Regions from separate parts of the Homo sapiens genome. Here region 2 is linked to region 1. Evidence: chromatin contacts called from ENCODE Hi-C or POLR2A ChIA-PET data. All regions are on one chromosome and are shown on one strand. Each heading gives the region's core, a stretch centred on a gene start or an enhancer-like site at or near the end of the contact. The rest is flanking DNA. Distances are from core to core; before and after follow the strand shown. Region 1 overlaps LOC105377688 (a long non-coding RNA gene). Region 2 overlaps ADRA1B (adrenoceptor alpha 1B).

Evidence for each region. Hi-C counts contacts between places; a loop is a spot of excess contacts on that map. ChIA-PET counts read pairs that join two places held with the same protein, here RNA polymerase II (POLR2A). Pooled maps may share reads with other maps.
Region 2: a loop to region 1 is called in a map of aorta, with 2.0 times the contacts of the local background. The contact joins two enhancer-like sites. A Hi-C loop is called at or near these places in 3 of 168 maps with a recorded cell type or tissue (IMR-90, PC-3 and aorta) and 1 of 50 pooled maps. POLR2A ChIA-PET finds 5 or more read pairs at or near these places in 3 of 52 experiments (CD8-positive, alpha-beta memory T cell, IMR-90 and OCI-LY7).

What each region holds. Positions count from the first base shown.
Region 1 is chr5:159,750,660-159,756,186 of GRCh38, reverse strand. LOC105377688 (a long non-coding RNA gene) reads left to right here. Exons shown (of 4, transcript XR_001742949.2): 2 at 4,378-4,446; 3 at 5,058-5,282. Among named protein-coding and RNA genes, the nearest start is that of LINC01847, 120 kb to the left of the region's middle. Within about 2 kb of position 3,491, at least 3 of the 41 ENCODE cell types and tissues checked have a DNase peak (open chromatin) inside an H3K27ac peak, as active enhancers do.
Region 2 is chr5:159,972,257-159,977,783 of GRCh38, reverse strand. It overlaps ADRA1B (adrenoceptor alpha 1B), which reads right to left. Exons shown (of 2, transcript NM_000679.4): 2 at 4,772-5,527. The coding sequence ends at 5,292. Among named protein-coding and RNA genes, the nearest start is that of TTC1, 34 kb to the left of the region's middle. Within about 2 kb of position 2,379, at least 5 of the 41 ENCODE cell types and tissues checked have a DNase peak (open chromatin) inside an H3K27ac peak, as active enhancers do.

The DNA of each region.
Region 1 (5,527 bases), core at 2,242-4,741:
TCTGACTCTAAAGTCCTCTGTTTCTAAAAATCTTATACTAAAGAATCAAATAGTCCCTTACCCTAAAAGTACCCTCTAGCTAAAGAGGAAACTTTAAGTTTGTCAGAGGTTTTATTTGGCTTGCCTTTCCTCGACCCAGCCAACTACCAGGGGCAGAGAAAAGACTTGTTCAAATAAACCTAAGAAACCTATAGGAACCAAAGTGCACGGTAGATCATCTCATCATCCATTAGCAACACTGTTTGAGCTTACAAAAAGAGTGACGCTTCACAGAGAAAGGTCAGGATATTCTCACTTCACCTGGAGGAGTTTAGCCACCTGGAATAATAAGCTTTGCTGGTGAGATGTGAGATCTGACAGTGAGTGAGGAAATTGTTGAAGAGGAGGCATTGAAAATGCCCGGAGACTTCCCAGGTGTCACCTGCTGCCTTGTAAATGTGTGAAATCCTTGGAAGGGTGTCTGGCAGAGCCCCAGAACCTACCACCATATGTCATTGACTGTTTCACAGAGTGGAAGAAGGTATAGGCATGTCTGAACAATGTTCAAGTGATCAATTATATCAGTTAGGATTGTGAGTGGCTGCAAGGTACAGAGACCAGAGGAGAATGTCTTATACAAGACAGGGTTTATTTTATCAGGTAATCATACATCTGCAAGTAGGCAGACACTGCTTCACACTGGTGCCAATGGCATGGGCATTTCTGTTGTGAATCAGTCTAGAAGAAGGTTGGTATGCAAAGATTTAGTAGGTGGCAAATTGAAATGTAGACTTAGACCCAAAGACTTCAAAGGTGCATTCCAAATTTAACTTACAGTTTGGGGGAGGGGTGGTTTACCAGATGCCTAATCTAAATACATAGAAATTTAAAATTAAACAGAGTTAGCCGGGCACATTGGCTCACGCCTGTAATCCCAGCACTTTGGGAAGTCCAGGAAGGCAGATCACTTGAGGTCAGGAGTTTGAGACAGGCCTGGCCAGCATGGTGAAACCCCATCTCTACTAAAAATACGAAACTTAGCCAGGCGAGGTGGCAGGCACCTATAATCCCAGCTACTCGGGAGGCTGAGGCACAAGGATCACTTGAACCTGGGAGGCAGAGGTTGCAGTGAGGCAAGATCACGCCACTGCACTCCAGCTTGGATGATAGACTGAGACTCAGTCTCAAAAAGAAAAAAAAAATTAATTAATTAAACAGAGTTAATTGGTCACGTATCTAAGTACCTGCCTTGGTTCTAGTCTGGCTTGGGTTTGTAAGTAATAGAACAAAATACAAGACACAGTCCAAGTTTAAAAGTAAATGAACTTAATATACATAGAAAGGAGATTATTACATGTAGGGAAAGGCTGGTAAAAAAAATCATGACAATCTTTCTTCTATCTTTGTACAAATCTCTATTATTTCTACTAGAATAGCCATCACCCTCCTGCATCCCTCTAGTTATTCTAGTCTCCACACAGCAGTCAAAGAGATTTTTAATAAATATTAATTAGATATCCCTCCTATGCCTAAAACCCTCCAATACTTCCATTGAATTTAGTGCAAAATCCAAACTAATTCCTCTGGTGTACTTGATAGGCCCACCCTTCCCCTTCAACCCTATCTAGCACCAGTGTCCCCTTACCTCTCTGCTCTAGCCACACAGGCCTTCTTTCTGCTCACATCAGGCTAGTTTCTGCCCCACGGCCTTTGCACTTATCATATACTTCACCTGGGCCACTCTTCCCTCAGAGGAAAGGTGGAGTCCTTTCAATGCACATGTCACTTTTCCAGAGTTCTTTTCCCTGATCACCCTATCTGAAGTAACCCTCCTCATCCTCCTGTTTATTACATTCCATTATCCTGTGTTTAAAATAATTACTGTCACCACCTGAATGTATCATATTTATTTGTGGTTTTTCATCTATGGTAGACTGTAAGCTCTATGAGGGTATAGCCTGGCACATGTATACACCCAGTAAGTACAGATGCTCCTCGACTTACAGTGGTGTTACGGCCTGATAAACCCATTGTCAGTTGAAAATAGTGTTAGTCAAAAATACATTTAAAGAGAACACTTCTACACTGTTGGTGGGAATGTAAACTAGTACAACCGTTATGGAAAACAGTGTGGAGATTCCTTAAATAACTAAAAGTAGAACTACCATTTGATCCAGCAATCCCACTACTGGGTATCTACCCAGAGGAAAAGAAGTCACTATACAAAAAAGATACGTGCACATGCATATTTATACTAGCACAATTCACAATTGCAAAAATATGGAACCAGCCCTAATGCCCATCAATCAACGAGTGGATAAAGAAACTGTGCTATATATATATGATGGAATACTACTCAGCCATAAAAAGGAACGAATTAATGGCATTCACAGCAACCTAAATGGAATTGGAGACTATTATTCTAAGTAAAGTAACTCAAGAATGAAAAACCAAACCTCACATGTTGTCATTCATAAATGGGAGCTAAGTTATGAGGATGCAAAGGCATAAGAATGATACAACGAACTTTGGGGACTCAGGGGAAAGTGTGTGGGGGGGTGAGGGATAAAAGACTACAAATTGGGTTCAGTGTATACTGCTCGGGTGATAGGTGCACCAAAATCCTACAAGTCACCACTGAAGAACTTACTCTTGTAACCAAAAGCCACCTGTTCCCCCAAAACTTATCGAAATAAATTTTTTTTAAAAAAATATGTTTAATATACCTAACCTATCCAATGAATATCACAGCTTAGCCTTGACAACCTTAAACATACACAGAACACTTACATGAGCCTAGAATTGGGCAATATCATCTAACACAAAGCCTATTTCATATTTCATAATAAAGTGTTGACTATCTTAGGTAATTTATCGGATATAGCACACTGAAGCTTATCAGTTGTTTACCCTTCTAATGGTACATCTGACTGGGAGCTATGGCTCACTGATGCCCAGCATCATGAGAGAGTATCATCCTGCATATTGCTAGCCTGGGAAAAGATCAAAATTCAAAATTCAAAGTACGGTTTGTACTGCATGTGTAGTGCTTTTACACCATCGTAAAGTCGAAAAATTGTAAGTTGAATCATCATTCACTGGGGACCGTCTGTATGTGCTAAATAAATAGACAATCAAGTGTTTTAGGTTTTCTAATCATTCAGAAAAGAGGGATATTGTTACAAATTCATGAGTCAGGGAGCTCACTGTGGCAGAGAGGGGGATGGGCTGGGCTCAGAAGAAAGAGAAGGATTTGGATTGGGGGGTACCCAGGGGAAGCCATGGGTGTGGTTGGGGTTGGAGAGGCAGGGTCTTCGTGGTGATTCTGCTTCTTAACTGACAGAAAAGAGGGCCCACCTCTCTGTCCCTGGCAGATCACAGAGAGACCAGCCTTTCTTAAGGAAATAGGACCAAGGGCATGGAAGCAAAATACCCAGATGACTTCATCAAAAGAAAACATGCGACTCTTGCATAGACCAAAATAAACTCCCTAGACTGACGGGGTGGGGCCAAGGGACAGTTCTTGAGCTGAAGAGAAACTCCAGGACCTTCCAAGGCATTCTTTGAAAAATGCTCTTTGGATAAAATGCAACTTAAAAATAACTTCTGTTGGGTGTGGAGAGGAGAACAACTCAAATATTGGGGCCAGAAACCCAGAGTAAGGGCCAAATTTGGGCTAAGAAAATGCTAGATTCTCGAGATCTTTGGAAAGCAACTTCTTCCCTCATTTATTTACAATGAATAAAGTTTCTTAGAAACAAATACAAGGAAATCAACAATTTGTAATTTTTAAAGTATCAAACAAGTATGCTAATCAATAAATAGATTATCTTCCAGTATGATGAGAGAAAATAAAATCTAATAAAGGTCTAGGATCCAAGATAAACAAATATGACACCACTGGAGAAAAAGATGGTATTTAGAGAAAGGCCAAATGAGGTGGTTCTAACCCTTAGAGCAAGGGGTGTAAGGCATTCAAATGTAGCAGAGATTGCACTGGCCTGAGAAGCAGGCTCACCTACAGGGAGAATCCAGCTCTACCACTCTTGTTGTGTGACCTTAGGTAACTTACTTCACTTCTCTTATCCTCAGTTTCTTCATCTTTAAAATGGGAAAATTCATACCTGCCTCTCAAAGGTACTGTGGAGATTAAATGAAGTACTGCAGAAAAACTACCTCAGAGAGTATCTGAATGTTAGAAAACTTTAAATAATATTGGAATTCCACTTCTCTCATATCACTTTAGAGGGTTGGAGAAATTGGAGAGCTTCAGAGTTTGACACCTTATGAAAGCTGAGAGTCCTTAACATATTTCCATTAGCAAATATTTATTAACTTCTGTTTGTAAGACACAGTGATGGATAAGATGTAACACAAAATTCTTGGTCTCCTTATCAGGGAGTGAAATAGTTATTGATTACCACAACAAGATGCAAAAAAAACCCGAAAACTTAGAGGATTAAAATGGTGAGTATTTATTTAGCTTACAAATCTGCAAGTTGGAAGTTTAGGCTGGGCTCAGCTGGGCAGTTCTTCTGGTTTAGGCTCATATGTCTGGGAGTTGACTGACTATTCGTTGGTCTAGGATGACCTCAATGGGCGTGACTGCCTGGTCAACATGGCTTTTGTTCTATGTGTTTCATCCTCTAGCAGATTGGCCTAGGCCTGTTCTCATGGTAAAGGTACAGGAGTAAGAGTAAGCAAGCCCAATTGTACAAGTGCTTTTCATGCCTTTGTGTCACATTAACTTAACATACTATTGGCCTAAGCAAGTCATGTGGTTAAATGCAGAATCAGTATGAAGGGAATATATACCTGCATGTCAAAGGATATGGATGAAGGTAGGGATAAATAAATGAGGTCATTAATGCAATTAATCTACTTCAAGGGAACTAGATAAATATATAGATAATTAAATTTTATATAAACACATTGAACAAACATACATATATAATTAACATAAGATGAAAGATAATACTTTGTAATCACATAGCATTTACTGATTTTAAAGAACTTTCCCTCAAAACCTTCTGGCTTAATTATCCTCTATGATTCCCGTCACTGTTCCCATTTTGCAGATAAGGAAAGTCACAAGGACAGTAACGAGTAAAGCCTGGACTTGAACTTCTGATGACAAGCTTCCGCTTTGCCTCACAGCCTCTTAGACCAAGATCCAAATGAGTAAAACACACACAAAAGAGACAGGTATCACCATGAGCTCGTGTGGCCAAGAAGCCTTTGTATTGACTGAACTTACCTTGGAAGTAAATGCATGTACAGTAATAAGTTTCAACTTTTTTAAGGTACCAAACCCACCCTTTTTTTTTTTGACAGATCTTATGTAGAACCTCCAAGTATTTAAATGGATAAAAAGCTATTTTATATCCTAACTTTATTTTTAGATTCAAATGCATAATATTTACCTATTATGCAATCAATATATAAGAACAATGAGGCCATTCTGGGGAACTCAGGTGTTTGAAATCAAAGACAGATATCAAATGGGGACAGTGCAGTCTTGGGGTCCAGTGTGCTCCTGTAATTTGTT
Region 2 (5,527 bases), core at 1,130-3,629, 220 kb before region 1:
AGGGAATAAGGGCAGGTCATACCTGTGTGCCCCCTCCTCACCCCAACACCCACACTTCAGTGAATTAGCTTGGACACTTAACCTCTGACTCCAGCCAAGTCGGCTGGAAGTCAGCCACTCATTGCCCAAGGGAATGGCTGTCAACGGGAAGCTAAAGAAAAAAGTGTCAAATTCTTGGCTCTTAACTTTCAAAAGGCAGGTCCAGGTATATGCTGGGAAAACCGTGGAAGGATGCTAATTCTTCCAAATCCAACCAATCTTGGGGGGCAACCTCCTTGCAAGAGCCTGGAGCACTTCACCATCACCCCCATCCCTCCAATGGGAGATGGAGCCTGACACTGGGGTCTCACCAAGTGAGGACTCCAGTGGGCCACCCTCTACCTTTGATGTACTTGAAGGGATTGCTTGCTGACCTGCTGCCTCTCACCCAGGCTGAGTTCCCTGAGCCTGGGTCTTGGTCTCCTTCCGTGTTGTGTTCACATGTCTAACACGGGGCAAGATTCATCACTCTTGTATGTTCTCTCTGGCTTCTTCTATATATTGAGGAAGCCATATTTGTTGAAAAGTTTATAACCTGGGTTCCATGTGTCCTTTGGGAGATTTAGCGGGGTGGGAATAATAGGTGAAGTCTGAGCTTGCTATGTTCATTTTTCTTTAGCTTTTATTACATTCTTAAAGGAACTGCTGATTCAGGAAAAGTTGAGAACTGCTGGAATGGAGGATATACAAGGTCCCCCATAGTTAATAAAAATAGTGTCTACTCTGTGCCAAGCTCTTTCATATTTTGTCTCATTTATTATTCATCCCAACCTTGTGAAGTAGGTGCTAACTGCATCCCCAATTTACAGACAAAGTGGTTGGCCTCAAGAGGGTAAGTGCTTGACTTGGGTAGGAGAGCTGGGCCTTGAATCCAGGTGCATGCTCAGGGCCACTGTCCTGGTCCCCTCCTCCATCTCTTCTGACACAGGATGTGCTAATCCTAACACATGTATGCTTCCCTTACCCATTTTGGTTTTGTCACCTGGAATGTTCCATAACTTTTATTAAATGTTTAAATGTTATTTTTAGTTTGGACTGATGACCTTTTTAAGTAACGCGTCTTCATGCTGTAGGACAATTTTTTTTTTTTTTTTTGAGACAGTGAGATAACTCGTTCTGGGAGTTATCTTGGCTCACTGCAATCTCTGATTCCCAGGTTCAGGCGATTACCTGCCTTAGCCTCCCGAGTAGCTGGGATTACAGGTGCATGCCACCACGCCTGGCTAATTTTCATATATTTAGTAGAGACAGGGTTTCACATGTAGGCCAGGCTGTTCTCCAACTGCTGGCCTCAAATGATCCACCCACCTCAAATGATCCACCCAGCCTCCCGAAGTGCTGGGATTACAGGTGTGAGCCACCGCACCCAGCCAACAAAATTCTTTTACTCCGTGATAAATTTATGTCTTTCTTCTTCACGGTGGACCCTAAGTCCTAAAACCTGGAATCTGACCAAAAAAACCTGAATTGTTTTGTCTCTATAACCAGATTTTCCAAATTTCATACATCCAAGTAAATAATTGAAGAATGACTACCTCTGTTAATAGCTACTGTTCATGGGATGCTCACCAAGTGCCTGGCATGGTGTCAACTGTTTTAGCCTCATGATCTCATTTGATCCCCCAATGTCCCTATGAAGTAATTAGTATTATTATCTCTATTTTATAGTTAAGGAAATGGAGGTTTAGACCCATGATGTAACTTGCCCAATGTCACACAGCTACTAACTGGCAGAGGTGGAATTTGAGTCCAGGTCTGGAAAATTAACTAGTATTCCACTTGCCAAGCCACTGGCCTCTTGACTGGGGTTGGCAGATTTATTCCTGTGCATGCTTCAGTGGTGACAATGACCCAGCAGTCTGGGTGGCTGGAGAGGAAATAGTAGGGCTGCTTTGCTGCTAGTTGGGAGATCAGAACAGAGAGGACCTGTCTGCCTGAGGGGCTCTTGATGAACTCTGGGTCCTCCTAGAGCCTGGCTACAAGGAAGTGACTTGGAAAGGCCAGCAAAATGTAGACTCTGGCTAGGGCCAGATCTGGACCCTAGCACCCTCTAGGGGATGTAAGCCACTACTTGGCCAGTCTTCCTTCTGGAAAGAAACAGGAGGCTGCTACCGCCTCTCTATGCTGCCTGGGTGACCTCCAAACACCAGTAATGAATGAGATCATCAGAACTGAGCAGCTCAGGAAATGCCTTTGGTGCCTTGTGGCTTCAAATATCCAAGGTCCAAATTATAACTTGCATCTGCCCAGTGATTTGCATTTCGGTGTTTATACTACAATGATCTCGTTGAATCCTTTGTGTGTCCTGGTGGGCTGTGATGATCATGTCCATTTGCTAGACCAGAAGAGGCAAGATGAACTGCCCAAGGTCATGCAGAGCCAAGACTTGAACCAAGGCCCTACTGACTCCAAATTCCATTTGCTTACACTAGACCAGTGATTTTTAAACATCATTCTGTGGAACCCCAGGGTGATTGGGGCAGGCCAGAGCAAGTGTCTCAGGAAGAGGAGGAGGCTGAGGAGGCTCTGTCTTCTCTCCACTCCACTATGGGCTGATCTTATATCAGATTTCTGCGTAAGATTTGTTAGAAGATTTGTGATCCTAACACAATGTTTTCAGAACTTCCCCAAATGATCCCTTGTTCTCCGGGAATGGAGTTGGGGCTTTTCTTTTCCTAGGGCCCCCTTTTCTCTATTCAGGCAAGAAGAGGACTGCTCTCTGTTGGAGGATGTACTTAACTACAGGATGGTAGCAGAGGGGAATGTAAAAGGTACTGGACAAAGCACAGGGGAATGTAAAAGGTACTGGACAAAGAGGCAGAAGACCTGGGTTCTACAGCTTTGGTGTGACCCAGTCAAATTATTTACCTCAGTCTCCCCATGTGTAAAATTGAGGGAGTTGGCCTAGAAAATTACTAAAATCCAGTTCAGAGCATATAAACCATGGATAGTGAGATCTTACACAAGGGTACGGCATCTAAAATTGAATGAAAATGTAATTTTCCTTGGTATGTGCGTTTTTATGGAAACAGTTTATAGCCTTCATCAAAGTCTTAAGGGGGTTTGTTATACAGAATCTCTGGCTTCCTAGGATTTTTTTTTTTTTTTTTGATGGAGTCTTGCTCTTGTCACCCAGGCTGGAGTGCAATGGTGTGATTTCGGCCCACTGCAACCTCCGCCCCCTGGGTTCAAGCGATTCTCCTGCCTCAGCCTCCCGAATAGCTGGGATTACAGGTGCCCACCATCACACCCAGCTAATTTTTTGTATTTTTAGTAGAGACGAGGTTTCACCCTGTTGGCCAGGCTGGTCTTGAACTCCTGACCTCAGGTGATCCACCCGTCTCGGCCTCCCAAAGTGCTGGGATACAGGCGTGAGCCACTGCACCCAGCTGGTTTTCTTTTTCTTTTTCATTTTTTGACAGAACTGCTGGGCAATCTTGTTTCTCCTTTTGGGGATATCAAGTTGTAAGAATGTCATGAGGAAGGCATTTGCAATAAGGAAACTAGGGTAATACACAAAGATAAGCAGAACTAAAAGATGGAAGCTACAGGAAGGAGTAAGAGACTGTGAGTAACTTGACAATCTCGTTTGTGCCCCTGGATCCAGCCATACCTGACACCCCTATACTTTTCAACTACATCAATCACTGGCTCTTTCCCCTTTAAGTATTTTCTCTCTCAATCACCTACAGAATGAATGATCGATGTGCTAATATTATTGGAAGAGGTTCTTGCCATTTGCAAAATTATGAAGCTCAACTTAGAAAAGCAAAGTAGAAAGAAAAAAAGGGATGGGATGGGGGAAGAGCGTTCCTCCTAGGCTTTTCTGCATCTCTGAAGAAAAATGTTTCAGATTTTGCTCAGTGTCCTTTATTCTCTTTTCAAACTAGGGGCTTTCAGAGGCAGCAAAGACCTTAGAGTCAACTCCACCATTACACAGATGGGGAACCAAGATCCAGAGAGGGAAGTAAGTCTCTGCTCTTCATACAATAAATCAGTAGTAGGACTGAGACTAGAACCCAAGTTATCGACTCCAAAGAATGCTCCACCTTTCTGTGTGACCTTCCTCAGTGCTTTTTTCCAGGCAGGGTCACAAGTCAGCAGAGCTTGGGAGGGTTCTTGTGACCCTGTATGTTGCTGGGCCCCAAGGATCCATATCTTATCCAGAAACGTCTGCAGTTTGGATGTCTTTTCGAGTTCTGTGGGCACAGGCAAACAATCAGTGGAGTGCTGGCCTGGGAATGCAAAGGTGAGGGGAAGGGAACCAGCCCCTCTCTCTGCCTGAGCTTCATCATCTCTCAGGAAACAGGCCCATTTAGGGGACTGGCCGGGGAACCCCAGCTGGGGTTGGGTCTAGGGATCAGGACCAAGCCAGACATTGCTCAGTGTTGGTCACAGCAGGAAGGAGCCGCAGGAGGATTCAGATTCTGCTAAGGGTCAAAAGCAGGCAAGCAGGATTCATTAGGCAAGTCCAGGGCGTCACGTTCAGCCACAGGGCCAGACTGGTGCAGCCCTGTAGGTCAGTAACCGCAAAGGCGTAAATGGGACCTAGGGGAGCCAGCACTAATTGTCCTCAAGACGTGGTGAGAGCGGCTCTTCTGGGGTGGAGACTGGAGGGCAGGGGAATGGAAAGCGAAGGACCCTAAGACCTAGGACCGGGTCAAATCCGAAGCGGAAGGAAGAGGAAACGCAAGGCTCTGCCTGCCGCTCGTCCACAAACCACTCAAAGCCGAACAGGAGAAATGACCTTTAATGTCGACTTTGTTTCCAACCCCACCAAAGTGCCATCCTTCAGTGAAGTACAAGGAGGGGCTTGAGAGGTACGAAGTCACGACACACACAACGCCCCCGGTTGCCTCCTGGGCGCACAGTCGCCGCGCCCTCACAGGGCGGCCCCACGCACACACACAAGCGGAACACACGCACACCGCACAGTCACACTCACGTGCACCCACGGTTAAATACAAGTAGAGAGGGACTCGTTTATATATACACAGAGGGAGAGAGAGAGGTAAATCCCGGCGGCGTCGGGTCCCCCAGGCTCTCAGCATGCTCGGCCCGGCTTTCCGCGTGGTACCTGGCACCCATGCCCCTGCCAGAAAAGCAGCTGCCCCTCTCCCCGGCCCTCCCCCCGGTTCCCCTTGGGGCGCGCGTCTACCCGGCGTGGACGCTCCCCTCCCCCCTCCGCCCCGCCCTCCCCTCCCCCCCACGATGTTTTCCTCCCCAGGGAAAGAAAGCTGCGCACGGGGGCCCTAAAACTGCCCGGGCGCCAGGGGCATGTTGCTTTTGAAGCCCGGCTGCCCGTTGGCCACGTCGGCCGCGGCCTCGCAGCCTCCGTTGCTGGCGCCGCCGTCGGTCCCGGGGCTCTCGGGCTCGGTCAGGAGCTTGAAGGTGAAGAGCGGGCCCGAGTCGTGGCGGCCGCGGCGGCCGGGGGGCTCAGGCGCGGGCAGGCTCAGGAGGGCGCCGGGCGCCTTCCACTCGGGGAAGG